3 separate regions of the Homo sapiens genome follow, and all the other regions are linked to region 3. Evidence: read pairs that join two places in POLR2A ChIA-PET (ENCODE). Cell type or tissue: CD4-positive, alpha-beta T cell. All regions are shown on one strand. Each heading gives the region's core, and the rest is flanking DNA. Links, peaks and the distances in the headings are about the cores only.

The links. ChIA-PET counts read pairs that join two places held together with the same protein. Peaks named below come from ENCODE experiments on the same cell type or tissue, not always from the same donor. Only the 100,000 strongest peaks of a DNase experiment are listed, where the experiment ranks them.
Region 1: POLR2A ChIA-PET joins it to region 3 with 12 read pairs; 31 of 35 experiments call an interaction of 5 or more read pairs at or near these places.
Region 2: POLR2A ChIA-PET joins it to region 3 with 13 read pairs; 7 of 35 experiments call an interaction of 5 or more read pairs at or near these places.

What each region holds. Positions count from the first base shown.
Region 1 is chr5:132,431,420-132,441,871 of GRCh38, reverse strand. The region is part of intron 2 of CARINH (colitis associated IRF1 antisense regulator of intestinal homeostasis); the gene reads right to left. Among named protein-coding and RNA genes, the nearest start is that of LINC02863, 9.9 kb to the right of the region's middle. In CD4-positive, alpha-beta T cell, for the core only: no CTCF peak of the experiment used is centred there; DNase peaks (open chromatin) are centred at 2,181, 2,814, 4,071 and 5,749; H3K4me3 peaks cover 439 bases; H3K27ac peaks cover 4,587 bases.
Region 2 is chr5:132,741,358-132,750,619 of GRCh38, reverse strand. It overlaps CCNI2 (cyclin I family member 2), which reads right to left and starts at 3,194. Exons shown (of 6, transcript NM_001039780.4): 1 at 2,696-3,194; 2 at 2,145-2,273; 3 at 1,198-1,272. The coding sequence starts at 3,124. RefSeq lists silencers at 2,832-3,021, 3,042-3,111, 3,122-3,541 and an enhancer at 3,632-3,711. In CD4-positive, alpha-beta T cell, for the core only: CTCF peaks have their summits at 3,357 and 3,562; DNase peaks (open chromatin) are centred at 2,679, 3,249 and 3,579; H3K4me3 peaks cover 1,589 bases; H3K27ac peaks cover 234 bases.
Region 3 is chr5:132,492,239-132,502,690 of GRCh38, reverse strand. No RefSeq gene overlaps it. Among named protein-coding and RNA genes, the nearest start is that of IRF1, 6.7 kb to the right of the region's middle. RefSeq lists enhancers at 1,558-1,677, 5,292-6,266, 7,864-7,943 and silencers at 5,666-5,925, 6,596-6,845. In CD4-positive, alpha-beta T cell, for the core only: no CTCF peak of the experiment used is centred there; DNase peaks (open chromatin) are centred at 4,300, 5,700, 6,240, 6,770 and 4 weaker places; H3K4me3 peaks cover 2,513 bases; H3K27ac peaks cover 6,311 bases.

The DNA of each region.
Region 1 (10,452 bases), core at 923-8,922, 60 kb after region 3:
GAGTGAGCCACTGCGCCTGGTGCAATTTGCTCATTCTTTGAATAAATGTCCACTGAGGATCTGCTCTACATGGCGGGGGCTGTGCTAGGCACTGGGGTTCAGACAAAGGTGCACCCTTATACTTATCATCCAGGAGCCAGTGGGGTGAATGGCAAGGTGGCTGGCAATTGCAATACTTTGAGTAGCACTGAGACAGAATGCTTCCAACCACAGGGGGCCCCTCATGCCCCTCCCTGTTGGGACCCACCCAAAAAGTAACCTCTGTTCTAACTTCCATCACCAGAGATTAATTTTATCTGTTTTTGCCTTTTGTTTGAGACAGGGTCTTGCTCTGTCGTCCAGGATGGAGTGCAGTGGTGCGATCATAGCCCAGTGCAGCCTCAAACGCCTAGACTCAAGCAATCCTCCCACCTCAGCCTCTTGTGTAGCTAGGACTACAGGCATGTGCCACCATGCCCAGCTATTTTTTTTTTTTTAAAGAGACAGAGTCTTGCTATGTTGCCCAGGCTGGTCTCAAACTCCTGGTCTCAAGCATTCCTCCTGTCTTGACCTCCCAGAGTGCTGGGATTACAGGTATAAGCCACCGCACCCGGCCAATTTTATTTGTTTTTAAACTTCATATAAATAGAATCATACAATGTACCTTTCGGGTGTCTGGCTTCTTCCCACTACACATTATCTGTGCGATCCATGTATGCTGTTATGTATAGACACAGTTTGTTCTTTTTTAAGATTGCTGTGTTGTATCCCATTGTGTAGATATGACACAATTTAACCATTCTACTGTTGATGGCCATTTGTGTTGTTTCTAGTTTGGGGCTCTTATGGAGAAAGATACTATTAGACATAAGACAAAAACATTTTGGTTTATGTCCGCTGGTGGACATTCTGGACATTCGCACTCATTCCTCTTGAGTATGTACCTAGAGGTGGAACTGATGGTTTATGGAATGGGTATAGTCTTAGCTTTAGTAGATACTATCAAATAGTTTTCCAAAGTGATTGTACCAATGTACACTCCTACCAGCATATAAAAGTGTTTGCCAACATTTGGTATTATCAGTCTTCAATTTTAGTCCTTCCTGTGGGTATAGAGTTGTATCTTTTACGTTTTAATTTGCTTATTGGCTATTTATATATCCACTTTTAAGATGTTCCTGTTTAAGACTTTTGCCTATTTGCTTTTTTCTTATTTACTTACAGGAATTCTTTGGACCTTCTGGATATAAGCCCCAGTCGTCTGTCGGATATGTTACAGAGAATATCCTCTCCTCTTCCAGTCTCTGGCTCGCCTTTCCACTAGGTTTTTTGTTTTTTTTTTTCTGAGACAGAGTCTCGCTCTCTCACCCAGGCTGGAGTGCATGGCATGATCTCGGCTCACTACAACCTCCACCTCCCGAGTTCAAGTGATTCTCCTGCCTCAGCGTCCCGGGTAGCTGAGACTACAGGTGCCCACCACCATGCCCGGCTAATCTTTGTATTTTCAGTAGAGACGGGATTTCACCATATTGGCCAGGCTGGTCTCGAACTCCTGACTTGTGATCCGCCCATCTCAGCCTCCCAAAGTGCCGGGATTACAGGTGTGAGCCACCGCACCCAGACGCCTTTCCACTCTTTAATGGTATTTTTGATGAACAAAAGTTCATAAATGTTCAATTTACCCATCTTTTCATCTATGGCTAGTGTATCCTGCTTAAGTAATCTTAGTTCCAAGAAGTCCAGTTAACAGAAATAACAAAAATTACTAATATTAAAAAAGACAAAGAAGTGAAGGAAAAAATTGGATGGTGGGTGTGGGAGAAGGACTGCATCAGATCGTGAGAGTGTGCTCACTTGACTGTGCTGTGCAAAGCCCGGGCCTTGTCCTGTGTTGTGGTATGGATGGGAGCTGAACCCCCAGGCAGTGCAACAAACATGCCCTCTGTTTGGTTCAGATGCTGCACCAGGTGGTGGAAAGGGCTCTGTGGGCTGTAGGGGGACCCTGGCTCAATGGCTTAAGAGAAAGATCACTCCTTTTCATGTGTGTTAAGCTGGGTCTGACCCCCAAACCCTGGAGACTCCCTTTAGTCCAGGCCCTGCGCCTCTGTGCCAGAGCCTGCAAAGACAGCAGTGCTGACACTTGTCCAGCTGGCTCACAAAGGGGAAATTCTCCCCTCCTTGAGTCACCACATAGACAGGAGGAGCTTCAAATAACAAGCGCTCGACTCCAAACGATCCCTATGCTCATTTCACGATGCTGCATCACTTTCAAAATCCCCTGTGATGCTTGTGTATGAAGTCTAGATCCAGAAACTTTCCCCATGTTTTCCCCAGTTTGAGTAGAACAATACCCTGGGAGTCACAAGCTACATCATACAATTGACTTCCCTAAAAAAAAAAAAAAAAAAGAGATCTTGGACTCAAGGTTATGAGTTTGCAGTGTCCTTTGCAGGGTCTTTTAAATCCCCTAGTGGCATATGAAACTCTGGATGTTTGTGAATTTTCCTGGGGAAAGGGTCTATGTGTGCCATCAGATTCCGGAAGGGGTGTATGACCTCAAAAAAAGGTAAGACTCACTGGACCGAGTCCCCTTTAAGGATAGTTTGCAGTCCTCTTCTGCTGGGAGGTGATGGTAGTAGGCTTGCCAAGAGGACCTCAACCTACCAGATGGATGCGATCTGCCATCCACCTCCCCAGCATAAAGCCAGTTCATAAAGCCAGCTCCAGCATCTCTGGGGCAGTTTTCTTCCCATCCAGGGTCAAGCTCTTGGCGGCTTAGAGATGCAGTGTGCCAGTCCCAACACCATGGCTGTGTGTCACTGCAGATGAAGGCATACTTTTTTTCTAGGACGTGCAGTGACCCCACTTGGCAGCAGACACTCATTTCTGATATTTTTGTATGCCAAGTCTTGGGTAAAACAACTAAGTGATCTCTTAAGGACCCAGGTTCCTTTTTTGTCCCTGTTCCTTGCCCCTCACCACCACTTTTTCCATGTGCCACCCTCTCATAAGAACTCAGAAGCCCAGGGTGGAGTCAAAGGGGTCTTTTAAATCCCCTAGTGGCATATGAAATTCTGGATGTTTGTGAATTTTCCTGGGGAAAGGGTCTATGTGTGCCATTAGATTCTGGAAGGGGTGTGTGACCTCAAAAAAAGGTTAAGACCCACTGGACCGAGTCCTCTTTAAATGGAAGTGCATGGATCAGTTTGATAAAATTAATTTATAGTAATGAGCTATGTATCTTTAGCTAACTGCACTTCTAAAAAGACATCTGGGAAGGGAGAACGCTTAACTAAAATTATTATTATAATTATTATTTTTTGAGATGGAGTATTGCTCTTGTCGCCCCCAGGCTGGAGTGCAATGGCACGATCTCAGCTCACTGCAACCTCTGCCTCCCAGGTTCATGCAATTCTTGTGCCTCAGCCTCCTGAGTAGCTGGAATTAGAGGTGCCCACCACCATGCCCAGCTAATTTTTGTATTTTTAGTGGAGACAGGGTTTCACCATGTTGCCCAGGCTGGTCTTTAACTCCTGACCTCAAGTAATCTGCCCACCTCAGCCTCCCAAAGTGTTGGGATTATAGGCATGAGCCACTGCACCTGACCTAAAATTATATTTCTAATGACAAAACTGAGGTACAGCTCATAACTAAATAGGGGAGAATGACATTAAAGCCACTCCCATCACTAAAAAAGACCAATTTTTCTGGTCTAGATGGCTTTTTAGAGGCTCCTGGAGCAGGAACAAGGGGTTAGTGACTACGATGTGTCAAAAGAGACATAGGCATTTCTCAGATAAACCTCAGCTCTTCCGGCTTGAGAGAAGGAAACATTCCCAACATGACTTAGGGGCCCAAGGACCCTGTTTCCACCTCATATCAGATTGTCAAATGGGAAGGGTGTGCCTAGAGCACACACTCCCTCCTGAAAGGGCTGAGTCCCCAGAAGACCTATGTCTGCTCCATCCTGGGTCCCTGCTCTCTCCTGGAGACAAGATACAGCTGCCTGTATGAGTAGCAGTCTGGGGCCTCCTCCTCCCTCCCTCTGCCCCACCCCACTCCTCCCTGCCCGCCCCCATACACACTGGGTTCTTCCTCCCCTGCTCTCTCTCAAGAAGCCAGGCCCCTGCCCCCACTCACAGTCAGAAGGAAGTGATTCTGCAAGGCCTCCCAGGGACTCCCAGGACTGGCTCAAGGCATCAGACTGTTAAATAAGTGGGATTTTTTCAGTGTTTGTAGAAACTGTTGTTTAAAAAGATGTAACCATCCAAACTGTTTATGTAACCCTTGGGAAGTCTCAACAGATATGGTTCCCTATTTATAACTGTGGCCAGGACTTTAAAAATACAAGTGGAGGGGGACTGTCAAAATCAGAGAGGTTGTCACGTTACAGTTGTATGCTTGCATAACTGAATTCAGTATTTTGCTCTAATTTGAGAAGTTTCTTTTTATTCACTTTTCTCCTTTTCTGGTTTTCTCTTCCTTTGTTGTCCACTGCTGTGCACCATACACTCCTGACATTTTCTGAGAACATCAGAACTATTTCTCTGAAGTGGAGGTTCAAAATAGGGGTTTTTAGAATGACCAAATAATAATGAACACTAAAATTCATTTCAAAGCCTAGGACTAGTCTATTCATACTGATATTCCTAGTCTACAAGGGTAAACATAGCTGTCTTCTCGCCGCCAGCCCCTACACCTGCAGGGGCCTGCTCTGTCTCTGGGTTGTCCGCTCTGGAGGTAGGTGTCAGACCACCTGGTCTCACTTTCCTAGGTCCAATCTCTGGATCTATGGCAACAGAATCCACAGGTCCCTATTCCCATACAGGGGGAATGCAAAGTTGCTGGGGGACAATCACAGTGCAAAGCTGAGATCTGGGCTTCTTTCTAGAGCCATTCTGAGGTCTTCATCACTCACACTAACAATCCAACTAAAACCTGGCTCTTGTAGGAACACATCCTCTTCTTTATTAGGGAGGCTGTTCTCTGAGTTAACATAGTAGCAGTTTCGTTCACAGATCTTTCTGGCAAAAAAGAATCCGACGAGAGCTATGCCTCCACCAAAGGCACAGTTTGATAACACTTTGGGGAAGGATGGTTCATAGCTCCTGAAGAAGAAAGAGTCTGTGATAAGAACCTCTGGCCCACAGGCTTCTTCACACTACACAACTTCCAAAATCCCTAACCACTGCTAATAGCTAGGAGGAGGATAGTGACTGTTCCCAACACAAAGAGATGACAAACATTTGAGATGGTGGATATGCTAATTACCCTGATGTGATCACTATACATAATATGTATTGAAACATCATTATGTACCTTGTAAATATGTATAATCATTATAACACACAATATGAGGTCCCAGACAATGATAATACATAATAATTATACGTTTATGGGATACATAGTGATGTTTCAATATGTATAAATTGAAGTGGTGTGAATTATGTATAAATTTTAACTACATTAAAAATTACAGAAAAATAAATTTTAAAAAACAAAACAAAAAAAATTCTTAACTGCTGTCAAGCTAGCACTGACAACCGAAGCCTCAGCCCAGTACCTCCCTGCTTCCACCTGTGCTGACCACCCTAAGAGAGAAGGCAGAGGCACACAGCCCTTACATCTTGGTGGGGAAACCCTAGGGTTTCCTCTGAGGGCCTGACAGTTTGAAGGGATTGAAAATGAGTGGAGGGTGTGGCCACCTCAGCTCTAGCCTCCTTCTGCTGAGGGACAGTGGCCAAGGAACATCCTCATAGATCCAAAGGAAGGTGGAGAGTCCCTCTTTGTCCTCTCCACCCACCTCATCCCCACCACGCCCTGATGTCACTCCCTGCTGTACCCACCCCGGAAACCCTTAGCCACTTCCCACAGGTCCACTCCCAGGGAAGTTCTTTAATTGGTGGATGTGGGAAAGAGGAAGAGGAAAAATATCATTTCTACCTTCCCAATTCCCTGTATCCCATGAGCCTCCAGTCTGAAAATGATTACCCATCTGACCTGGAGCTCTCATCCTAGGTATCATAATGGCTCTTCTTTTACCCATAAGGAGAATGGGTAATGAAGAAATGCAAAATCCCAACTCATGAAAATGTGGTTGAAAAAGGGAAGACCCATAAAAGTTCTCATTTGTTGACCAGAGACAATAAAGTGATTACTTAAAAAAAAAAAAACCCACCTCTGGGGTCTTTCCAAATCATGGAGAAAAATAAAAACAGGGGAAGACATGCTCTAGTCTTAAAACTCCAATGTGGCCCCAGACTGGTGAGCCCCAACAACAGTAAATACCCACCCTCAGCAGCCTTCTGCCCACCTCACCCCACCAATACTAGGTCCCAGACAAGTCAACAAACACTTATTGACCATGTACTGTGTGCTTCCAACCATTCCGGGAGTTGGAATTCTGCAACCTCAAGGTGCTTTGCGAGGAGCAGGGAAACAGCTCAGTCAACATTTACTGTGTGCTGACGTTTTGCTAGGTTTAGAGGAGGCAAAAATCTGAGAAAAAAACAGCTAAGAATACTCCAATCTGGGAAGTACTAATATACACATAGCACCATAGGAGCAAGGAACAATTAATTCTACATGGTGAGGTCAACCAGAGAAGATGATTTTTAAGTTGGGCCTTGAAAGCACATTAGGATTTTGCTGGGTATAACTGGGAAGGAGTGGCATTCCAGGCAGAAAGAACTGAGTGAGCAAAGGTCAGGGTTGGGGTTGGTATGGGCAGTTGGTTGTATGTGATACGGCGTGTAGTCAGGCCAGTGTTGCCAGAACACGGGGTCAGAGAGCAAGAGCAAAGGAGGTAAGGCTAAAAGGCAGGCTGCAGTTTATGGCAGCCACGAACACATGCCATTCAAAGGACCTGTTGCATGGAGTGCAGACAGCTGACAGGCTGCAGCCTCGGATCCACACCATTCAAGTCAGACCATGTTGCCTCCTGGGTGGCCCCCAGCCAATGACAGAACATGGCAGGGTTGCTCGGGCCTGTCCATTTCTGCCCAAAGTGCGACTCTTCTCCTGGGCAATCTTTGGCTGGAACTCCCCACTGGGCTCGTTGAGACACTCTTACAGCCGCATCACAGTCTGATGCTCTTTCAACAGAATTATCCTTCCCTCTCTTGCGTCCCAGAGTTAGATCTGGACTGCAGTCTGAAAGCTGTCTTTTCTCTCCGTACTTCTGCTCCTTTCTCCTTTATCTTTCATAGGCATTAGCTCTTCTTACCCCCAATAAATCTTCTGCACTTTTCATTCTGTTTTGGTGTCTGCTTCCCAGAGGACTCCAACTGAGAAGGAGCTTAGATGAATGTTTGGGTTTTGCTGACAGTGAGGAGCCACTGAGGTATTTTAAACAGGGCAAGCCATGGTCAGATCTGAGTTTCATAAAAGCAATTCTAGCACTAGGGTGAAGAGCCGGGGGGTGGGGAGACAGGGAAGCAACAGGCAATGAAAAGACCATTTAAAAGGACACTGCACTGATTGGTACAAGGTTTCAACAAGGGGCAACTGGAAGTATATACAACTTACTATGTATATACCCTTTAACTCAACAGTCTCAATTGTAGAAATCTATTTTATAGAAACACTAGCACAAATGCATAAAAGTATAAAAATGAGGATGTAGTGGCCTATAAATATTATCAGGACATTGAAAAACTTTGTGGTCATCTGTAGGGGAGGAGATGAACTAGCAGTACATCTACGTGGTGGAATACATACCAAGCAGCCTTTAAAAAGAAGACAGCAGGTCTCTATGTACTGTCATAGAGAAATATACACAATAGACTGCTATTTGTAAAAAGCCGGTTGCTAGCCGGGAGTGGTGGCTCACGCCTGTAATCCCAGCACTTTGGGAGACTGAGGCGGGTGGATCACCTGAGGTCAGGAGTTTGAGACCAGCCTGGCCAACATGGTGCAACCTTGTCTCTACTAAAAATACAAAAATTAGTTGGGCGTAGTGGCGGGTGCCTGTAATCCCAGCTACTTGGGAGGCTGAGGCTGGAGAATCGCTTGAACCTGGGAGGTGGAGGTTGCAGTGAGCCAAGATTGTGTCACTGCACTCCAGCCTGGGCAACAGAGTGAGACTCTGTCTCAAAAAAAAAAAAAAAAAAAAAGCCAGTTGCTGTACAAAGTATATAGCATGCTCCCATTTTCATGAACAAAGCTGTGCATACGTATATTTATAAAGATCCACATTTGTTTGTATAAATAAGTCTGGAAAGAGATATATCAACTGTTGACAGAGGTCACCTCTTGAAGGTGGTAGGGCTTTCACTTTTTACTTTCTATGTTGTTTTTATTTTCTTTGGTGCTTTTCTATAATATATTTTCTACTTCTTAAAATGATGAAGATGGTTCATTTCTCTTATCAGAACACAAAATTTTAATTTAAAAAGCTTCATATCTACTTGGAAAACCATATAAAAATTCTTTATATTGTATTTCCAGAGAAGAAATAACAAAAATCTCCTAGAATCGTTGAGAGGGCTGTCAGCGGCCTGGTCTCGGTAAAGAGAAATTAGAGATGAGTTGGAATAGAGCCGAACACAGGGTGGTGAAGACAGAAGTTCCAGAAGAAGCCAAGAGTGCTATCTTGAGTAGTGGGCAGGTGACCCACAGAAGGGCGGTGGGTGGGAAGTAGGAGTGAGAGGGGTCTGTGCTGAATGTGCCAGCCTTCAGGAGGCTCAGGCCAGGACAGGGTGTATAAACAAGAGGTGACGCTGGCTCCTGCTTTAGAACTCAGGAGAGTATTTAGGCCTAAACACTTATGACCTACAAAAGATTAAAAACTTACCAACAGTACTCACCAATGGACTAAAACGCTAATTGTAAACAGTGAAGTCATTGAAAAACCAGAAAAATATTGGTGAATACTTATCTAAGGGGGGAAGAATTTTGGATAAAAGAGCAAACAGCATTTTAAAGAAATTTTAGCCATATTAAAAACAAACACCAAGACTTTAAAAACAGAACTCATAAACAAAATCAAAAGACAAGCAAAAACAAGGAATTATATTTACAGCAACACTGACAGAAAGGACATGTCCTTCATATATAAAAAACATATGGTTGGGTGTGGCTCATGCCTGTAATCCCAGCACTTTGAGAGGCCAGCATGGGTGGATCACTTGAGGTCAGGAGTTTGAGACCAGCTTGGGCAACATGGTGAAACCGTGTCTCTACTAAAATACAAAAATTTAGCTGGGCATGGAGGCTTGCGCCTGTAATGCCAGCTACTCAGGAGGTTAAGGAAGGAGAATCGCTGGAATTGAGGAGGCAGAGTTTGCAATGAGCTGAGATTGCACCACTGCACTCCAGCCAAGGAGACAGAGTGAGACTTCATATAAAAAAAAAAAGCAAAAAACAAAACAACAACAACAACAAAACCCAAAAAACACAGATGAGTTTGTAATCAGTAATAAAAATACACTCTCCAAAGAAAAACAGCACTGGAGCTGGGCATGGTGGTATGTGCCTGTAATCCCATCTACTCAGGGGGCCAAGGTGGGAGGATTGCTTGAGCCCAGGAGTTCAAGGCCAGCTTGGGTAACACAGCAAGATCCCATCTCTATAAAAAATAAGTTAGCCAGGTATGGTGGTGCACACTTGTAGTTCTAGCTACTCTGGAGGCTGAGGTAAAAGGATTGCTTGAGCCCAGGAGTTCGAGGCTGCAGTGAGCTATGATTGTGCCACTGCGCTCCAGTCTGGTTGACAAAGCAAGGCCCTGTCTCTTAAAAAAAGAAAGAAAAAGAAAAACAGCATTGATTATGGTATTGTGTATTATAAACATTATTTTGTATTGGTTAGAATTTTGTTCAGTTACATAAAACAGAAAACAATAGTGGCTTAAGCAAGATGGGATTTTCTTTCTTTCTCTCACTGAAAAAAAAGGTCTAGAAATGATCAGTTCAGGGCTGGTTTGGTGACTTCAGGTGTCACCAGGGACCTACGCTTCTTCTGGCTCATCCTGCCCCTATTCCTAAAGTGCAGCTCTCATTCTCATGTCTTGTGGTAGTTGCTAGAGTGATAGTCACCACATCCTCATTTAAGAAAGTAGGATGGAGAAAGGAGGGTGAATAAAGGGCACACCCCCTCCTGTTAAGGAGCTGGCTTCGAAGTCCCATATGACACCCACTTGCATCCATTGTCCGGAACCCAGCCACATGATCACACTTTGCTGCAAAATTGCCAGGGGAACGTAGTTTTCAGCTGGGTGGAAAAGGGATCAGCAAAAAATTGGTTTTGTTACTAAGAAAGAGGGAATGGATACTGTAGAGCAATGAGCAGTTTCTAACATACATGTGAACAAAATTATCAAAAGAAATACAAATGTAAAAGATTTCAGGGTCAACCTTACCAACAGTCAAATATAAGTAAAGCAGGTGGCCTTTTATGGTCTTGTCTGGCTAAGGTATTGAAGAGCTGGCCAGACAAGTCATGAAGACAGTCAAGAACTGACTGTCTTCATAAGGA
Region 2 (9,262 bases), core at 1-8,000, 250 kb before region 3:
TGCATGCTAGCTCATACCCAAAGGTGCTTTGGAGGCTGGGGCTGTGCCATCTCCCCTGTTCAGCTGCAAGAACTCACCCCAAGCTTTCCAGGAGCCATGGGTTCTGCCTCTCCCTATTCCTGATCCCTACCGTGGGTACTGGGCATAGAGAAAAAAACTATGCTTTTGAGCTTCCTAGTCTGTACCAGACACATTGATAAAACCTCCTATGGGTTTTTTAGCATCGCAACTGCAAACACATTTCCTTCAACCTTGATTGAAGGTGGTTCAGTTCTGGAAAAACTATGGCTTTTCCCACAGAGGGACTAATGAGGCTTGTCTATGAGTAAACATTTGAGTACCAAGTACATTAAAGGCTTGATCCTATGTTTTTAGATAAACAGAAGTATTACTATAACCTCCAGAAAAAGGGTCACTTGATTTTTAGTTGGACAAAAGCAACTTGGGCATTAATTCTATTCTAATAAACAGGAGTTTAAAACATTTTTATTGAAGGTTTGGAACTGGACACACAACTTCTTCCCTGCCTCCTCAGACCCAGAGATCAGCTAAGGGTGACCCCCGTGGCAATGGCAGTGATTTCACCATCCCCAAACTGGGAGAAGTTGGAGGGAGGTAGGAAAGCTTGGAAAGGGTATTAGGAGATGATCTCCTCCTGAACAGATGCCACAGTGAAATTCAGCCATCCAGCCATGCCTGAAATGCTCATGGGCCCCTTGTACTTTACCCCCAGCACATGGCCCTCCTGTCCCTCTCAGGGGTCCCAGAGTTCCCAAGGACCAGCTTCATTGACACAGCCAAGTCCTCAAGTCTCAAGCAGCTTTCTTAGACATAATTGCTTGGGGTGGATGTTAAGTCACATGGTTTGGGAGGCCTTTTTCCTTGCTCAACAGCAGATGCCCCTGTTTAGAGAGAGGTAGCATCTGTCATCAACCAGTGAGGCCAGATGTATCTGTCAAGAGTTCAGGTCTCTAGGTTTGGTGGGCCAGGACAGTTCAGCTGCTCTACTTGTTCATTTGTGGGGTCTCAAAGCCTGACAAGCCGATGGAAGGGATAGCAGAGATGCCGGCAAGTTGGTGACTTTTTCAAAACATCCACCATACCTAAGGGCACAGACCTATCAGGAAACTGGAGTCCTCCAATGTTACACCCCTATACCTCAAGTGCAGCCCAGTGTGGACTTCCAAGGATGCATACCTCCTCTTCTTCATTAACTTTTGCAGCGAGCCTCAAGGAAGTAATTGTGGCGCAATGCAGGTATTTCTCTTTTACCTGCAGTATGGAACAAACACATTTGAGCAGAATATGAATGCCAGAAACAAACTGAAAAGCATCTGTGTTTGTTTTCTTTTATACACTTTTTTGACATGGAGTCTCACTCTGTTGCCCAGGCTGGAGTGCAGTGGCATGATCTTGGCTCACTGCAACCTCCACCTCCTGATTTTGAGCGATTCTCCTGTCACAGCCTCCTGAGTAGCTAGGACTATAGGGGCGGGCCACCACACCTGGCTAATTTTTGTATTTTTAGTAGAGACAGGGTTTCACCATGCTGGCCAGGATGGTCTCCAACTCCTGACCTCAAGTGATCCACACCCCTTGGCCTCCCAAATTGCTGGGATTACAGGCGTGAGCCATTGCGCCCAGCCGTTTGTTTTAATAAGCTTTTTTTTCCCATTTTTAAAAGGCTCAATTTCTCCACAAGACAGAATGTTAGTGCCGTTTTTAGATCTGACCAACGAAGATGCTCCTGATTTCAGAACTGCAGATGACTGGGCAGTATTCCTTCATTTCGGGACTGACTGGAGGTGGGAAATATGGCACCTTCTCAGGGAACCCAGTCTCATCCTAGCCTCAAGCTGCCCTCGACAGGTCGAGACAAGCACATCCTACCTCATTACACAGGAAGCCCTTTCCCAGCTAGGTCCTCTCACGCTCCCCAAGTCCAATCCTGATGACTACATGACCCTGAGACAGCCAGTGTAGGATGTGGAGAGGTTCCAACACCAGCTCTTCCACTCGGAGCAAGTTAGTTTATACACCTTGGTTTTGAGCATCTGGAAACCCTCACCTCTCAAGCAGGAATGGGGAGCAAAGGTTAGTTTCTTCTCTCACCATCTGCCACCGTCCCTCAGAGGCCTCCCTACCTTCACTGAAATCAGGAGGCGGCCAAAGATGGTGAGGGCCAGGTTAAAAGTGGACTGGGAGAAGTAAAAGGTGTTCTGAAGCCGCAGGAGCCACAGCACGACTTCCTCGAAGGCGTCGCAGATTTCATCCTGCTAGGAAGAAGAGCAGGTGGGGCGAGGAAGGTCGCTAGCGGCCACTCCTGGTCCCCCAGCAGCAGGAGCCTCCTGCTTAAGGTGCGGGGGGTGGGGCAGTGAGAAGTCCCTTCCTCTGCATGCCCGCTGGGAGTAAGCGCCCCCCGGCGCAGCGGCTCACCCATCACCCCCACCCCTCGCGCCCACTTTTCGTCGTAGGCTGAGTTCCTTGATTCAAACAGGCCCTCTTCCGAAGGCCCTGCTAGCAAGACGCCCTCCTAGAGAGAAGCTGGTGGATCCAGCCTCGTGCCTCTCGTGAGGGGCCACACCTGGGGAAGGGCCCGGCCTCCAGTTTCAGAACACCCGAGCGCGGGTGCAGGTGGAGGCCACATCCGCCTGCCGTGCACGCGCGAGGAGGGCCACGCGGCAGCGACGGGTACCTGGGGTTTGCCGCCCCGCCACAGGCGCGCCTCGCGGTCCTGGGCCAGCTGCAAGTGGCAGAGCAGCCGGCGCTCGTCCAGGTCGCCTTCCAGGTTGCGCGGCTTGCGGGACTGTGGAGCCGGCCGCGGAGCTTGCTCTGGGGCGGCGGCGGGGACCGCGTCTGCGGTTTTCCCGGCTGGCGCCGTACCGCGCCGGGGCCGCACGGGGACTGCTGCGGACGCCGCGTGGAGGGAGGCCGCTCCGGGCTGGCGGGTCCCAGGGCACCTGCTCCGGTTGCTTCGGGGCAGAGGGGCCTCCCCCGGAGACGGCGGGAGAGGAACGCCCAGGGCTGTTTCCTCCAGACCGGCGCCGGGACGCCCGCCTGGGCTCTGGACGGCGCTGACCTCTGAGCTCGACGGCTGCGGCGGGAGCTGAGCGCCCGAGGCCATGTCGTGAGCGGGATCCTGAGTCTGAGTTGCCGCTTAACCCGGCATTTTATAACCCAGCTCCCGGAACACTGCAGCCTGGGGCGCCGCCGGGGGAGGTGGGGAGGCGGGCTCGGCGGGCCCCACCCACAACGCTCGCGGTGGAGCTACCTCTGGCGCACCGGGCCGCGCCTCGCCTCCTGGGCACTCGCCCCGCGGGTGGGCGGCGCGCACCCAGGATGCGGCAGGACTGGGCGCGCACAGGCGGGTGGCGGACCCCCTCCCTTCCCTCCATCCCCGCTGCTGCCTAGCGCACGCCTCCTCCCCCCTGCCGGCCGTGCTCCCTGAGCAGAGCCCCCAGCCAGGGGTGGGGCGGCTGGAGACTGCGCCCGCCTTGGGCCAGGACTCCCGGACACAGACCCTGGGTCTTACCTCACATTACACACTTGGGGACACAAGACCAGGTAAAGAAGCAGCGAGAGCGCCCTCCTCAGACAGGCTTGAAATGGAATTCCAGACGCGCTGTGTGATCTCATGCATGTGTCGTGACCTCTCAGAGCCTTGGCTACCTCTTCTCCGAAAAAAAAAGTGATAATACCTCCCTCACAAGGTGATTCATTCATATACATATATGTTTATGTATCTATACATACATATATAGCTATAAACGTATAATAAGGAAAATCATACAAATCATATATATGTATACACATACATACATAAATTTTAGGGGTGGATCTTGCTATGTTGCCCAAGCTGGAGTGCAGTGGCTATTCTCAGGTGTGATCGCAGCACACTACAACCTCAAACTCCTGGACTCAAGCTACCCTCAACCTCAGCTTCTCAAGTAGCTGAGACTTACAGGTGCACACCACCACACCTGGCTCCTAAGTTATATTTTGTTTAAAAAATTCATTACATTAAATGTATATTAAAAATATATGGGAATACCAGAAGGACAAGAAAGAGAGGAACAGAAGAAATATTTGAAACAATAACGACTGAGAATGAATATTTCCAAATTAATGCCAAACACCAAACCACAATTCTAGGAAGCTCTGAGAACATTAAGCAAGATAAATGCCAAGAACTACACCTAGACATTCCTATTTAAACCGTAGAAAATCAAAAGAAACTATCAACAGAGTCAGCAGACAACCTATAGAGTGGGAGAAAAGTATTAGCAAAGTAAGCATTCGACAAAGGTCTTAATATCCAGAATCTGTAAGGAATTTAATTAAACAAGCAAAAAACAACCCCATCAAAAAACAGGCAAAAAGACATGAATAGACTTCTCAAAGGGAGATATACAAGTGGTCAACAAACATGAAAAAATGCTCCACATCACTAATCATCAGAGTAATGCATCTCACACCAATCAGAATGGCTACTATTAAAAAGTCAAAAACCAACAGACGCTGGTGAGGCTGCAGGGAAAAGGGAATGCTTATACACTGCTGGTGGTAATGTAAATTAGTTCAGTCACTGTTGAAAGCAGTTTAGAGATTTCTCAAACAACTTAAAACAGTACTATTCAACCCAGCAGTCCCTTTACTGGGTATATACGCAAAAGGAAAATAAATTGTTCTACCATAAAGACACATACATTTGCATGTTCATCACAGTACTAGTCACAGTAGCAAAGACATGGAGTCAACCTAGGTGCCCTTCAGTGATCGACTGGATAAAGAAAATGTGGTACATATACAATATGGAATACTATGTAGTCATTAAAAAGAATGAAATCATGTCCTTTGTAGCAAACATGGATGAAGTTGGAAGCTATTATTCCAAGCAAATGAACACAGGAACAGAAAATTATATACTACATGCTCTCACTTTTAAGCGAGCATTGAGTACACATGGACGTAAAGATGGCAACAGTAGACACTGGAGGCTACCAGAGCGGGGAGGGAAGGAGGGGACAAGGGTTGGATAACTATGGGGTACTGTGCTCAGTACCTGGGTGACAGGATCATTCATACCCCAAATATCAGCATTGCACAATATACCAGAATCTAAAATAAAAGTTGAAAAAAGCCTGCAGGAAATCAAGATTAAAAAAAAAAAATCTCAAAAGAAGCTGGCCTGTAATCTCAGCACTTTGGGAGGCTGAGGTGGGCGGATCACTTGAGGTCAGGAGTTCAAGACCAGCCTGGCCAATATGGTGAAACCCTGTCTCTACTAAAAATACAAAATTAGCCAGGTGTGGTGGCACATGTCTGTAGTCCCCGCTACTCAGGAGGCTGAGGCACAAGAATCGCTTGAATCCAAGAGGTGGAGGTTGCAGTAAACTGAGATCATGCCACTGCACTCCAGCCTGGGTGACAGAGGGAGACTCCATCTCAAAAAAAAGAAAAGAAAAGAAAAAAGAAAGAAAGAAAGAAAGAAAGAGCAAGCAAAGCTGGGAGCAGGAGCTGGGTAGGATGAGGTGGAAATAAGATAAGGTGGGATAAGGATAAGAATCACATTGGACTTGTCTTCGGAAATCATGCAAGCAAGAAGAGAGTGGGGTGAAATATTTAAAATTTTGAGAGAAAACCCCCACCATCCTAGAATTCTGTATTCAGTGAAATTATCCTTCAGAAGTGAAAGAGAAATACTTTTACAAACAAAATTGAAGGTATTTCTCACCAGTAGACCTGCTTTGCAAGAAATGTTAAAAGAAATTTTTCAGAGAGAAGGAAAATGATATAGGTCATAAATTTCGACATAAAGAAAGAACTTTAAGGAATAAGTGAAAGTAAAATAAAACTTTTGTTTTTCTTATTCCTAATTGATCTAATAATCATTTATTCAAAATAATAATAATGTATTTGATGATTGTAGGTTATGGATAAGTTGAATGAATGACAATAATGATACTAGCCATGAGAGGGAAGAATTAAGAATACTTTGTTTTAAGTTACCTGCATTACCTGGAAAGCAGTATAATGTTACTTGAAAGTGGACTTGAATTAGTTATAAATGTATATTGCCAACTCTAGGGCAACCAGCAAAAAAAGTTTTTAAAAAGTATAATTCATATGCACTAAGAAAGGAGAGAAAATGGAATCATATAAAATGCTAATAACACCAGATGGTAGCTTGAATCCACAGGAAACAAGGAAGAGAACGAGAAATAATAAGAAGATTAATATTACAAATTATAAATATAAACTTGGCTCTGTTTTCTTCTCTCGGCTACTTTGGAAGATTTAAAATACATAAAATTTTATAACATAAAGTTATAACAAAGTATTGTTTGGTTTATAACATGTAAATGTAATCCATATAACAATAATAGCACAAAAAGAGGAGGAGGGAATAGAGCTATACGGGAGTTACATTTATATATGTCACTGGAATTCAATTATTATAACTCTGAAGTATTATAGATTCTGATAAGATCTATATTGGAAGCCCTAGAGCTTTTTTTTTTTTTTTTTTTTTTTTTTGAGACGCAGTTTCACTCTGTCACCCAGGCTGGAGTGCAGTGACGTGATCTCAGCTCACTGCAACCTCTGCCTCCCGGGTTCAAGCGATTCTCCTGCCTCAGCCTCCCAAGTAGCTGGGACTACAGGAGCCCACCACCATGCCCAGCTAATTTTGTATTTTTAGTAGAGACGGGGTTTCACCATATTGGCCAAGCTCGTCTCAGACTCCTGACCTTGTGATCCGCCCACTTTGGCCTCCCAAAGTGTTGGGATTACAGGCATGATCCACTGTGCCCGGCCTTTTTTTTTTTTTTTTTTTTTTTTGAGACGAAGTCTTGCTCTGTTGCCCAGGCTGGAGTGCAATGGTGCGATCTTGGCTCACTGCAACCTCCGCCTCCTGGGTTCAAGCGACTCTCCTGCCGCAGCCTCCTGAGTAGCTGGGATTACAGGTGTACGCCACTGTGTCTGGCTAATTTTTCTGTTATTTGTAGAAATGGGGTTTTTCCATGTTGGCAAGGCTGGTCTCGAACTCCTGACGTCAAGCGATTCACCTGCCTCTGTCTCCCAGAGTGCTGGGATTACAGGCATGAGCCACTGGGCCTGCCAAGAAAATAACTTTAAAAAATAGTAAACCAATAATTAAAGAAATTCAAATGTTAAACTATAAAAGATTCACATAATGAAAAACCATTGAAGGAGGAACAGAGGAACAGAAAGACAATATGACGTATTAAAAAACAAAAAGCAGGCTGGGCATGGTGGCTCACTCCTGCAATCCCACCACTTTGGGAGGCTGAGGAGGGAGGACTGCTTGAGCCCAGCTGTTTGAGACCAGCCTGGGCAGCATAGAGAGACCGCGTCTCTACCAAAAAAAAGAAAAAGCAGGGTGTGGTGGCACACACCTGTGGTCCGAGCTACTTAGGAGGCTGAGGCAGGAGGATGGCTTGAGGCTTGAGCCCAGGAAGTTGAGGCTGCAGTGAGCCTTGTTTGTATCATTGCACTCCAGCCTGGGTAACAGAGTGAGGCCCCATCTCAAAAAAGGAAGGAAGAAAGGAGGGATGGAGGGAGGGAGGGAAGGAAGGAAGAAAGGAGGGATGGAGGGAGGGAGGGAGGGAAGGAAGGAAGGAAGAAAGGAGGGATGGAGGGAGGGAAGGAAGGAAGGAAGGAAGGGTGGAAGGGAAAGAGGGAGGGAGGAAGGAAGGGAAAACAAAAAGCAAAATGGGAGACTTAAATCTAATATTATCAATAATAACATTAAATGTGAATGGGCTAAATAATTGTATTAAGTCTGCTAGGGCTGTGTTATGGACGGAATGTTTGTGTCCCTCCCAAATTCATATTTTTTTTTTGTTTGTTTTTTGTTTTTGAGACGGAGTCTTGTTCTGTCGTCCAGGCTGGAGTGCAGTGATGCCATCTCGGCTCACTGAAAGCTCCACCTCTTGGGTTCAAGAGATTCTCCTGCCTCAGCCTCTCGAGTAGTTGGGACTACAGGCACATGCCACCATGCCCGGCTAATTTTTGTATTTTTAGTAGAGACAGGGTTTAGCCATGTTGGCCAGGCTGGCCTTGAACTCCTAACCTCAAGTGTTCCTCCCGTCTTAGCCTCCCAAAGTGCTGGGATTACAGTAGTGAACTACCACACCCTGTTGCAAATTCATATTTTGAAACCCTAACCTGCAATGTGATGGTATTTAGAGATGAGGCCTTTGGGAGGAAATTAGGGCTCTCAGACATCATGAGGGTGGGACCCTTGGGATGGAATTAGTGCCCTTCTAAGAAGAACTTGCTCCCTATCGCTCCCTATCCTCAGCTTATTCTGTGAGGCAAGTATCACCCTGATGCTCTAACCAAGAAAGAGAGAGAGACAGAGAGAGAGACAGAGAGACAGAGAGAGAGCCAGAAAAGAAAACAAGGTTGGTTTTAACATCTAAAAATCAATATGTATCTGATAAAGGACATAAACACATTATATCAGAAAAAGCATCTGACAAAATCTGACACTTTTTCATAATAAAAAACACTCCACAAACTAGAAAATGTTCCAGCATAAAGGGCATTTATGAAAAACCTGCAGATAACATCAGACTTAATGGTAAATGACCAAATACTTTCCACCTGAAATCATCAATAAGACAAGAATGTCTGTGTTCACAGCTTCTGTTCAACAATGTACAGGAGAGTCCAGCTAGGGCAATTAGTCAAGAAAAAGAAAAAGCATCCAGGTTGGAAAGAAATCATATCATCTTTATTTGCAGATGATATGACTTTGTATATAGAAAATCTTAAGGAATCCACTAAAAAGAAAGTTCAGGAAAGTTGCAGAGTACAAGATCAATGTACTATAAAAGTCAACTTTATTTCTATACACTTTAATGAATAATCTGAAAATGAATTTTAAAAAACAGTTTCATTTACAACAGCATAAAAAGAATAAAATATTTGTTAAAAAAATTAGCCGGGTGTGGTGGCACGTGCCTGTAATCCCAGCTACTCGGGAGGATGAGGCAGGAGAATCGCTTGAACTCGGGAGGGAGGTGGAGGTTGCAGTAAGCCAAGATTATGCCATTGCACTCCAACCTGGGCCACAGATTGAGACTCCATCTCAGAAAACAAACAAACAAACAAACAAAAAATAAAGTATTTGGGAAAAATATTAATATAATCAAAAAATGTAAAACTTATACATTGAAAACTACAAAACATCACTAAAAGAAATTAAAGAAAACCTAAATAAATGGAAAGACAT
Region 3 (10,452 bases), core at 1,468-9,467:
GCATGGCAGCCCAGCCCTCCCATGCCTGATGACAGCTTGTTGCATCTATGGCTCCCACCTGCTCTCAGGCTGTGTGGCACCAGGGCTGCTAGCTGAGCATGGCATCTGGGGTGCGTGGGCAGTTTTGGCAGCCAAGCCGCTTTTTTCTCTTTGTGGACTCTCCGGGAGGCCTCATCTCTCCCTGAGAGCCCGGTAGGTGAGGGTCTGAGGGTGGTGTGTGGAGCTCACATTGTCCTGGTGAATCAAGATGGCTGCTGAGCTCACATCCAGGGCATGGGAAGGAGCAGCTCTCCTGAGCACCAGGCCCACACTGAGTCATAAGAGAACAGCAGCCATCCACACCATTGGCCCGGGAGAGAAGTTTCCCTGGGGTAGGGCAAGGCCCCGGTCTTCACTGTAATCAAGAGCCATGATGTAAGTAAACTCCTAGAACTACTGGCTTCTTATCTGAGGTGAGGACTCCAGGTGCCAGGGTCATGCAGGGCAGGGAAGGCCACTCTCTCTGTTTTGCGGCAGAAACTTTTCTGGGAAGTGGCTGCCCAGGGCATGGCCCTGCTTGTGGCTGTGTCTGCCTGGACTTCCTGGCTCACAGCTGAAGGGTCAAAGTGGCATACACTGGGTCCTCTCACTCCTCTGTCCACTGGGCACCTCATCCAGCACTCCGAGGTGGTCCTTGTGCCTGAGCCATGGGCCTAGAGCTCAGGAGAAGTGTGTGTCTAACCAGGTTTGCATCTGAAGAGCCAGGCAGCTGCTCAGGGACGCTCTGAGATTTTGTTCTGCTGATGTGTCCCTGCCTCTATTCCTAGCCTTGGATAGTTGCGGGAGGAATTTTAGGGACAAATCCTCTTTTTGGGGTGCCTGGGGCACTACCCTGTCTCAGGCCTAGCTCTCAGCCTTCAGTCCTAGGCCAAATCCTCTGTGGGGCCAGGTGGCTTGCTCAGGGGGAATCTGAGGGAGTTCCTGAGCCCACCTGAGGAGAACAGTGCTCAACAGAGGATGCAGGCCTTCCTGGGCCATGATGCTGTAGGAGAAGGCAGGGACTCCCACGAGAGCCAGCCTCGCTCAGCAGTTACCTTAGAAACCCCCATTTCTGCCTTTGCTTGTGTCCTGGCCTCTCTGGCATCTGTTCAAAGGCTACTGATCAGGAAATAGGTGCTCTGTTTACCAGGTGGCACCTGCTTATCTGCCATAGCCAAAGTCCATCCTGAATTCCTGCCCCCACCCTTTCCCGCAGCATTGTGCCTGCACCCTTCTCTTTCTCCAAGACCCCTAAACTTCCGCCTGCTAGAGGAGGGAAAGGGGTTGGTTTTCCATATTAGCCAGCAGGGGGTGCTGTTGCCATAGGGTCAGAGCTTCTAGGGGTGTGGGCTGGGGAACCAAGCTGCTAATCCCCTGGGGAGCACCTGGGGGTGGCCCCTGGTCTTGCTGGGCAGACAGCGGGGGGAAGATGGACTGACAGACACGCCCCATCCAGCAGTGGAGGCACCCTTATCACTTCCTTCCTGCTGTGCCCAAGCATCCAAAGGGCAAGGCCGAGCAGTCTCGGGACATGGTTGTAGGTTCTAGCTGTGGTCTCCAGTGGCCTGGGCCTTCCTGGGGCAGCCTGTGGCTTTTTCACCTGCTGCCCTACTCTCTTTAGCTTAGTGTCCTTGGTTCCCTAGACTCATAACCTAGGACAGAAGCCAAGGCCTAAGATCTTGTTTTGGCCCTGGCTGTGGACATATAGACTCCTAGGCAGAGTGGGGGGTCTCCTACACTTCTCCCAGAATGGGGCACCCAGGGAGGGGGGATGGGTCCTGCTCCAGCCAGTCTCATGTCCTGGCAAATCCTGTCATCTGATTCTGCTCTCAACTAGGCCTATCTCTATCCCCTGTGGCCACAGCCCTAATATGCCTGGATCACTTGAGCTGCCTCTAGTCTACCTCCCAGCCTCCAGTGTGCAGAAGGGACCAGATAGGGTGGAGCAAGCAGGCAGGGCAGGTGCTTAGGGTGAAACCTTTAAGGAGCTACTCACCGTCAGACTCACCCAAGTATAGGGTTGGCCCCTGAGAGCGAGTACCTCCTTAAATGTTGTGCCTTTAGGAAACTATCTCACCCTAGTCTTGCCCTGGTGTGCCACAGGCGTAATCCTCTGTAGCAGCCACAGAAAGTTTTCTAAAGCATAGGTCAGGCCACCAGTGGCCCTCACAAGACCTGCCCTAGCATTTAATTCAACAGACACCTGATGATAGACCCTGGTCTGGGCCTTGGCTCCAGAAAGGAAGGCAACATCAGTCCAGCCCTGAGCGGCCTCTGTCTACCAGGATAGAGTCCACTCTTGAGCACAGCATCCAGGCTCTTCAGAGTGTGGCCCCTACTGGTTGGTCCAGCCTCAGCTTCTGGGGCAGCTACTCCAGGCCACACCAAAAGCGAGATCCGTTCTGCACTTCTGAGCTGCCAAGCCTTTCCTTGGGCTGTTTTCACGTTCTGGAATGCCCTCCCCTACTATTAGCCTATTAACCTTTGACTCATCCTTTGAGGCTTTGCTGAACTGTCCCCTCCTCAGAGTAGCCATCTGTGAACAATGACTGAGATAACCTGCTCCGTCTCCATACTCCCAGCATCTCTGCCTCTTTGCCTCTTACTCGAGGTATGACATACGTCTGGCACTGCAATCAGAGCACACTTACTAAGTGCCTACTGCCTGAGAGCAATGTGCTGGGTGCCAGAGTGGGGGTGTGGGGGTGGTTCTGAGCATCCTCTGTCCTTGGAGAGCTCACATGCAGGTTAGTAGTGGAGACCACGGTGCTTACTTCTAAGTCCCCTCACAGGGCCCAGCGTAGGCCCAAGGCTGAGAAGCATTCCAGGACCATCAGCTGTCCCTAAATCTTTAGCCTTCTGGAGTCACCTCCTCCACTAAAAGCAAAGCATAACACACTCATGCCCCAGCCCATGGGGCTGTGAGAAGCCCTCTCCAATATTCACGGGGATTCTCAAGGAAGAAATAACGGCTTTTGCTTCCTGGAGGTGACTAGCCACCAGAGGCCTCCTGGCTTAGAGCTCCCAGCATACCCTTGTCCATTTTGCTCCCAATTATGCACCCAGACCTTTAAACACTCCCAGTGCAGCAATTCATGCTGGCTATCTGATGTGGTGACACATTCACTGTGGTTTGTCACCTGTCAAGGTGGAGGGCGGTCATGCTTTCTCCCACACCATCCAGGCAGGTGGGTCTCTGCTGACCCTTTGCTCCTCTTGCCAGTCAATCAGTCAATTGGTCAACAGATGCTTTCCCAAGGACTTACTCATGCAGAGAAAAAAACTGGAATCTTTCACACCTGGCTGAGGTCCTACCTAAATTTCTTTGTGGACCTACTTTCCAGGAGAGGAATGGAACAGCCAGCTAATGTTAACAGCTCCTTTCCCCTGTTCTGTGTCTGGGTGGCCCTTGCCACTAGGCTCCCAGTCTCTGCAGGACTTTGAGGGGCCACACATGTCAACAGGGCTATGGGAAAGGGAGCAGAGGTCCCCTTGGAGAGATAGAACCTGGCAGAAACAACCACAGCGCTGCTTGGAGAAGCCACATTCTTCCTCCCCTCCTTCTGGGGCACCCACCAGTTTCTGTGGAAATTGTCTTATTGCAAAGACCATCGTGGGGAAAATGTGCATGCTGCTGAGGCCATCTGAATCCACCATCCATATTCCTATCTATCCATCTGTCTGTTCGTCCATCCATCCATCCATCCATCCATCCATCCATCCAACCATGTCACACTGGTTCATGGGGCACCTGCTCTCTGCTCAGCTGAGGCTGGCTCCTGAGGCTACAACAGTGAACAGGGCCGAGCACCCACAGGGACACCTGTTCTCCTGTCTCTGCCCTGCTTTCCTTCCATAAATATACCAATAACTCAGCATTTGCTGAGTCCAGACCACAAAGACACATTCCTGTGGGTATTTATTAGCTTGAGCTACATCTACCATTTCTAAGATGTAACATCAAATGGAGCCCAACACAGACATTCTGAGGACCAGGTCCTCTGCCAGGTCAAATTTATGGGCTAGGATTAGAGTTGGATTCCCTGGATCAAAAATACTATTTGGACCGGGCAGAGGACCAGCATCACTGTTTCTAACCCTGGGCCACAGGAGAAAGAAGGGACAACAACCTATTTGATCTGTGGCCTCACTAAAAGCTGCCACGGTTGGTGGGCCCCTCCGTGGCACTCCTTCACTGTCCTGAGCCTCATTTCCAGGGCTGCCCCTGGAGTTGGGATTCCCAGGTTGAGTCACCAGGGTTGCCAGGCGCTCATGGCACAAGCTCCACTCTTGCAGTATTTGGACTTTCCCTGGCCCTCTCCCAGGCCAGCCACCCTGATCCTAAGCCTGGGCTGGTGAAAGTCAGTGTTGGCCCATACAGGGATGCTAGGGAGGTCTTGCTGCCTCTCCTTCCACTGGCTAGCTGGCTGCTTCCAGAATAGCCACCACTGATACCTGCCCCAGCCCCAGCTCTTCTGGGCTGAGGGAGCTCCATTTAGTCTGATTTATGTCTTTCCAAGAGCCATGGTCTCAGGGCCATAAGGAAAGAGATCCTTACCATAGACTTGTGGTCTCAAAGGCATGCATTTAGGAAACATGGGCTTGCCAGTGACACTGTCCACCTTGACCCCAGGTACTGCTGTGGGCTGCAGAGATCAGGGAGGGTACTGGACTCTCCCTCTGCCACCCAAACTCCCAGCCTTCTTGTCTCAGATCCAGGGCCAACCCACCATAATCCCTGGCCTGAGCTCCAAGCCCTGGGGAGGGAAGGAAGTGGCTGACCCCACGGCCAGCATTCCTCTGTGATGACTACAGTCCGCCTTCTGCCCAGCCATCCCAGCTGGAAGGCAGTTCTCAGGGAACTACAAGGGAAGCCCCTCCCACAAAAGCCAAGGCATCTTCTGCAGAGTGGGGCTTCCTTCAACTGGGGACATGGCAGGACCTGAGTGGGCTAGGGGTCCTGTGGGGGAGCAGGTCAGAAGGCATATGGACCTCACAGATGCCTCGAACTCACCCTACTCCTTTTCTCACTTAGTAAACAGTCACAAGCCCCCCGTGGAGGTTGGTGGGTTCTAGATCCAGGAGACTAGACCAGACAGTCAGGGCTCACTCTCAAGGGCTCCAAGTCATGTTCGGGGAAATCCTCCAACAAATAAGCAAAAGAGGACACTACGGATATGATCTCAGTAAGGAGACCTCATCGTATAAGGACAATAAGATGGGATGTGACAGTGAGGGGACAGCTGGGGACCTCAGTCATTTGAGGGGATATCCCAATTCCTCAGATCCCACCTGCCTGCGCACAGTCCCCTCTTTCCCCGCGTGCACACCCTCAAACCCCTTAGCTTGTAGAACTCCTCCCTCATTCCCTAAAGGCCACCCTGCAGGCAGGTCCATCCTTCACACCCCCACCCTCAGCATGAACACCATCCGGAGAGGCCTGGGCAGGTGCATTCAGGTGGGGCTTTTCCGGGGCCGGTTTTCCCCGGCTCCCGCTGGAACTTCCAGCTGGCCACTGGCCGGTAACACTGGACGCCCGCCCGTCCCCCGGCCCCCGCCGCTGCGCAGACCTCAGCGCTCCCAGCGTGGTTCGGTTCCCGGAAACTCCTCGATTTCCCTGTTGCCGCCGCGTTTGCAAGAAACCGAAACCCAGGCTCCGCCCCTTCGGCGCGGCCCCGCGGAACCCGGCGATGGGGCTGACCCCCACTGGATGGCCGGACCCAAGCCCTCCCCTACCCGGCCCCTGCGCCCCGCCCCACCGCCAGCTGCAAGGCCCAGGCGGAGGTGGGAGCCATCTGAGTGCCTGCGCGCCGAACCCCGGCGGGCAGCATCCGTCCAGCCGCTCAGCACCACCCGCGCCTCCAACGGGAGAGCCGCAGGTCTATCCCAAGTCTCAGGCTGCAACGGATGGCAGTGCCCCGGCAAGGGACGCAACGCGGCCTTCCCCTGCGGCAATTTACAAGCGGGCGCCTTTTCTGTGCATCCCCTATGTCCCTGCGAAACCGAGCGGAAGGGGAAGGTGGGGGGGGAGCAGGGAAGTGCAGAGGTGTTCGCGGAAAGCTCTGCACCCCGATTGTTGCTAGCTCCATCTCGCAGGGTGAGATAATGGGCACAGAGAAGTTTAGTAACTTGCCTGAGGTCACACAGCCTGTAGCTGCTGACCCGGCTGCAAACCCATGGCCTATAGCAAGAGGCTGGGCGGGGAAGGAGGAGGAAGTGCCTTGGTCGCGGGCAGGTGAGCCGCCTGGCAGGGGCGGGGCTGCCAGCTTGCTGGGGGTAGGGGTGGAAGTGGGGTGGGGAGGAATAGGTAGGGAGGAGGCGGGCAGCCACCAGGGCTGGGAGGATCTGCAGTTCTCCTGCTGGCCCTCCCTTTCCAGGAAGCCGGCCAGCTTGGAGCCGGCTGCTCACCCCGACTCACCCCCCGCCTGGGCGGAGCAGGAATGTGGAAGTTGGCCCGAAAGGACTGTGCCCCCTCCCCGTCAAACACCCCCCCCCCGCGTCCCCCACCAAGTTCTGGCCGGGGCTGTGGAGCGTGGGTCACCTGGGGGCGAAGGACTCCACATCACGGTGAAGTGGAGGTGCTGCAGCCCCCACAAAGACCGAGAAGCCTGCCAGGGGCGCCCCGGGCGAACGGCAGTGGGCGTGGGCCGTTCTGCAGCACCCATTGGCGCGGGGGAGGAGAGTGCTGATCCCATCAAGCCCCGCTCCAGGTCGCGGCCGCTGGGCCTGGCCCAGGAGCCTCCCCCGGCCTCGGGGCCCCATGGGACTGACAGGGGGCTGAGTTCTCTTTCCTCCCAACGGCGGTGTTTATAAGAAATGAAGCTCCGCAGCGGCCATCAGCGGCAGCCCACACTGTCACCCCGCCCCGCTCTCAGGGGGTTCCGGAACAGCCCTGAGCACTGGAGCAATTCCTTGGCTCAGTATTCTATCATGACCCCCTAGTGATTTTCCAGCCAGCTTCAGCCCCACATTCTGCATTTAGGAATTTTATAACAGTGCAACGTTTATTCTGCTGTGTCATACAGCATATTTTGCCAAACCTTTGAGAGGGGAGGGGCTGGTCTGGTGCCCCAGTGTATCTCCAGAACCAAACCTGGGGTTCACCAAAAAGCAGGCCTGCGTGATTCATATGTGTTGAATGAATTAAGGGACTTTCTTTCTCTCCAGTTAGGCTCCTTGCAGGCAGGGTGATGACCCTTGGATTCTGCCTTCAAGCTTTTGGATGCTTTTATTTCTGGCTTGTGTTCTGCAATTCACAGTTTAGGACTGCCTGCCTCCCAGGTTTCTGTGAAAATCGAGATGAAGGCTTTGAGCATTTCAGAGAGCCCTACTACTTCTGGACCTGGAACCTGGAAGGCATGCTGGGGAGTTTGTCTGCTTTGGGGACCGTGGCCCCCTCTCTGGGTAGCAGGCTCCACAGGTAGCAGGTCTCCCAGTCGAAAACCTAGTTCAGGTCGGGCGCCGTGGCTCATGCCTATAATCTCAGCACTTTGGGAGGCCGAGGCGGTGGATCACCTGAGGTCAGGAGTTGGAGAACAGCCTGGCCAATGTGGTGAAACTCCATCTCCACCAAAAATACAAAAATTAGCTGGGCATGGTGGCGGGTGCCTGTAATCCCAGCTACTTGGGAGGCTGAGGCAGGAGAATTGCTGAACCCCTGGAGGTAGAGGTTGCAGTGAGCCAAGATCACGTCACTGCACTCCAGCCTGGGTGACAGAGCGAGACTCCGTCTCAAAAAAACAAAACAAAAAAACACCTAGTTTAAACCTCACTGGCACCTGCACCTCAGCTCTCACAAACTCTCATTTCTGAGCACACACTCATCTCTATCAGCAGAGGATTTAACCACAGGTTGCCAAGAAATGTCTGTATCTGAGAGAATTCATAATCTGAGATAGAAGGAACACTAAACTCCAGAGGAAGAGGGGTCACACATCAACTTAACTAGGATTTACTGAGTGCCTACCATGGTAGCCACTCTTCGGGGGAGTGCAAGGATGGCGGCATCACCTTAGTGTGGTCCGTGTGGCCCTGTGCATTGATGTGTGTGTGCATGGTGACATGTTGGGAGCCATGCTTCTGGGCTTCAGGACTAACTGCAGCCCACTTAGGGGGTGAACAGTGTTTTGAGAGCCTGAGGGAGGGGACTGGGGACAAGAATTGTCTGTCAGGGTAGAGGCTCCCACAGGGTGTGTGAATGTGTGTGTGAGATGATCTTGCCTTCAGCATCCTGATTGCAGAAGTCACTTCAAAGGAGCCCCTGCCAGCCAGTTAGCCTCCTCTTGCCAGCACAGAAAAATCCAGGTCCCAATACAGAGAGGCCACACAATGAATTCACCCTCATTGAGTGAGGCTATGGATGAGAGGCATCTGTAAGGAAGACCTTGCACAGTGCAGGGTGCTGGCTACCCTCAGCTAACCCCTAGCTCGCTTCAGCTGCTGGGCATGAGGAACCTGCTTAGATTTCTCACAGAAAACATGGAGAGTTCTTTTTCTCACAGAAAAAATGTAGAGTTTGTTCCCCAGAGTTTGTTCCCACCATGTAGAAAGTGACCAGTGGTGAAAAGGAAACATAGGAAAGTTAAGGACCAAAGGGTCCAAGGAGGGAAAAGAAAGGACTTCTGGTTGGTTGCTTTGCGGGCATTTTGAAGAGATCAGGCATATGCTCTGGGCCTTAAAAAAAGACACAGAGATTGAAGTGGTGGGGTGGGCAAGGGAGAGAGAGATGGAGAGAGGGTGAGTGTTGCCAAGTATCCTGAGGAGACAGGGATGAGGGGACAAACACAGTGTGTTCAGATAATGGAAATACAGTGAAAGGTTCATGCGTTCCTGTTCATACATTTCATTTGACTTATGTCTTACAGTTTGGAAATAATTTTGATAGTCTAATTTTACAATTAGGAGAGATGGAGAGAGATTATCTCTATTTTACAGATGAGAAAACTGAGCCCCAGAGAGGGACAGTAACTTGCTAAGATCACATAGCAAGTGGAAAAAGCACAATAAGAACCCAGGCTTTCAGACTCAAATCCTGTGTTCTCTTTTCATCCCCCTTTAGTTTCATCTTCCCTACTGCCAAGGGTAGGGAAGCTGTCAGGGACAGAAGGTTGGAATGGGACCCCAGGACAAGACTGAGCAGAGATTTGAATGTGGGGCTGAATGTAGGGGAGCTCAGAAGGCTCCTGGGTGGCCCCGAGTGTTAGGGAGATCATCCGAGTTAGGGAGATCATTCCAGTGCAGAGGCACCATCTTCCCCATCTACCTGGGCAAGGCAAGGAGGCCCAAGGGGAGGTTGGGGCAACAATAGTCTGGTCCTGGACTATGAAATCACAACCCGATACAGGGAAGGAAGACCCAGAAGACCAGGTGGGAAAGAAAAGGGCTGGCTCCGAATTAATAAGAGCCTACAGGAGCCTATGTGTTCTGCTGGGGATCACAGAATGTTCTACATCTTAGAATGTGATTCATCAAAAGCCATTACAATAAAAATGTTGGGTACTTAAACATGGCTTAGCTTTATTTCACTGATTTGGAGTATAGCACCCCTAGTCATAATAAGCATATTCTTACAGGCTTCAAAATAAAGTAAGAATCCCTAAGGTTAAAAAAAAAAAAAAGGTCAAAGATGTAAATGTAAATGACAGTTTCATTGGTAAATCCTAACTGGGGAATTTCTCCTAAGCAAAAAATTATTGATATGCACAAAGATTTAGCTAATAGTGTTGTTTGTATTACGAAAAAATGGAAATAACCTAACTGTCCTACAATAGGGGATTAATTGGGTAAATTTTTATTTATCCTTGTGAAAGAATAATGTATACCTATTACAAATGACATTGCATAAGTACATTTCATGACATGGAAAGATGCTCATTATGGCTAAATATACATATGCATATACGGGTATATTTATACCTGTATCTGTGAATTAAAATTAAGTTTTTGTTTTAAAGCATTTTTTATAGTGTCCTGTTGCCTTCACAGGGTCACTGTGGTCAACTTATCAGACCACAAAGATGCAAACTTCCTTTCCCTAATCTCATCCTGAATTTTCCAGTGGATGTGTCAGGTTCTCAGGGGAAGGACAAGCATCTATTTGCTGTACCAAGAAAGGATCCCACGACTCAGGGGTCACTTGTTTTCTCTTATTCTTGCTCAGAAGGTCTTGGTCCCTGTAGCAAGTCCCCACTTCCATTTGTCACTTAAAGTACCCCAAAACCCACCTTTCCATTCCAGAGTGTCATTGCCCTCCACTTTGCTTAACACTCAGTTAGGTTCCTTCCTCAGTTTCTCCTACCTCCTTTCCTCTCCTAGCTCCTGACCCACCTCTATCTGGTAGACAGTTTTGCCCATTCCTGCTGGTATCCTGGGAACCAGGTTTGGCATTGGTCACAGCACTCAGATTGCAATGCGCCAGAATGGGATTAACCCATG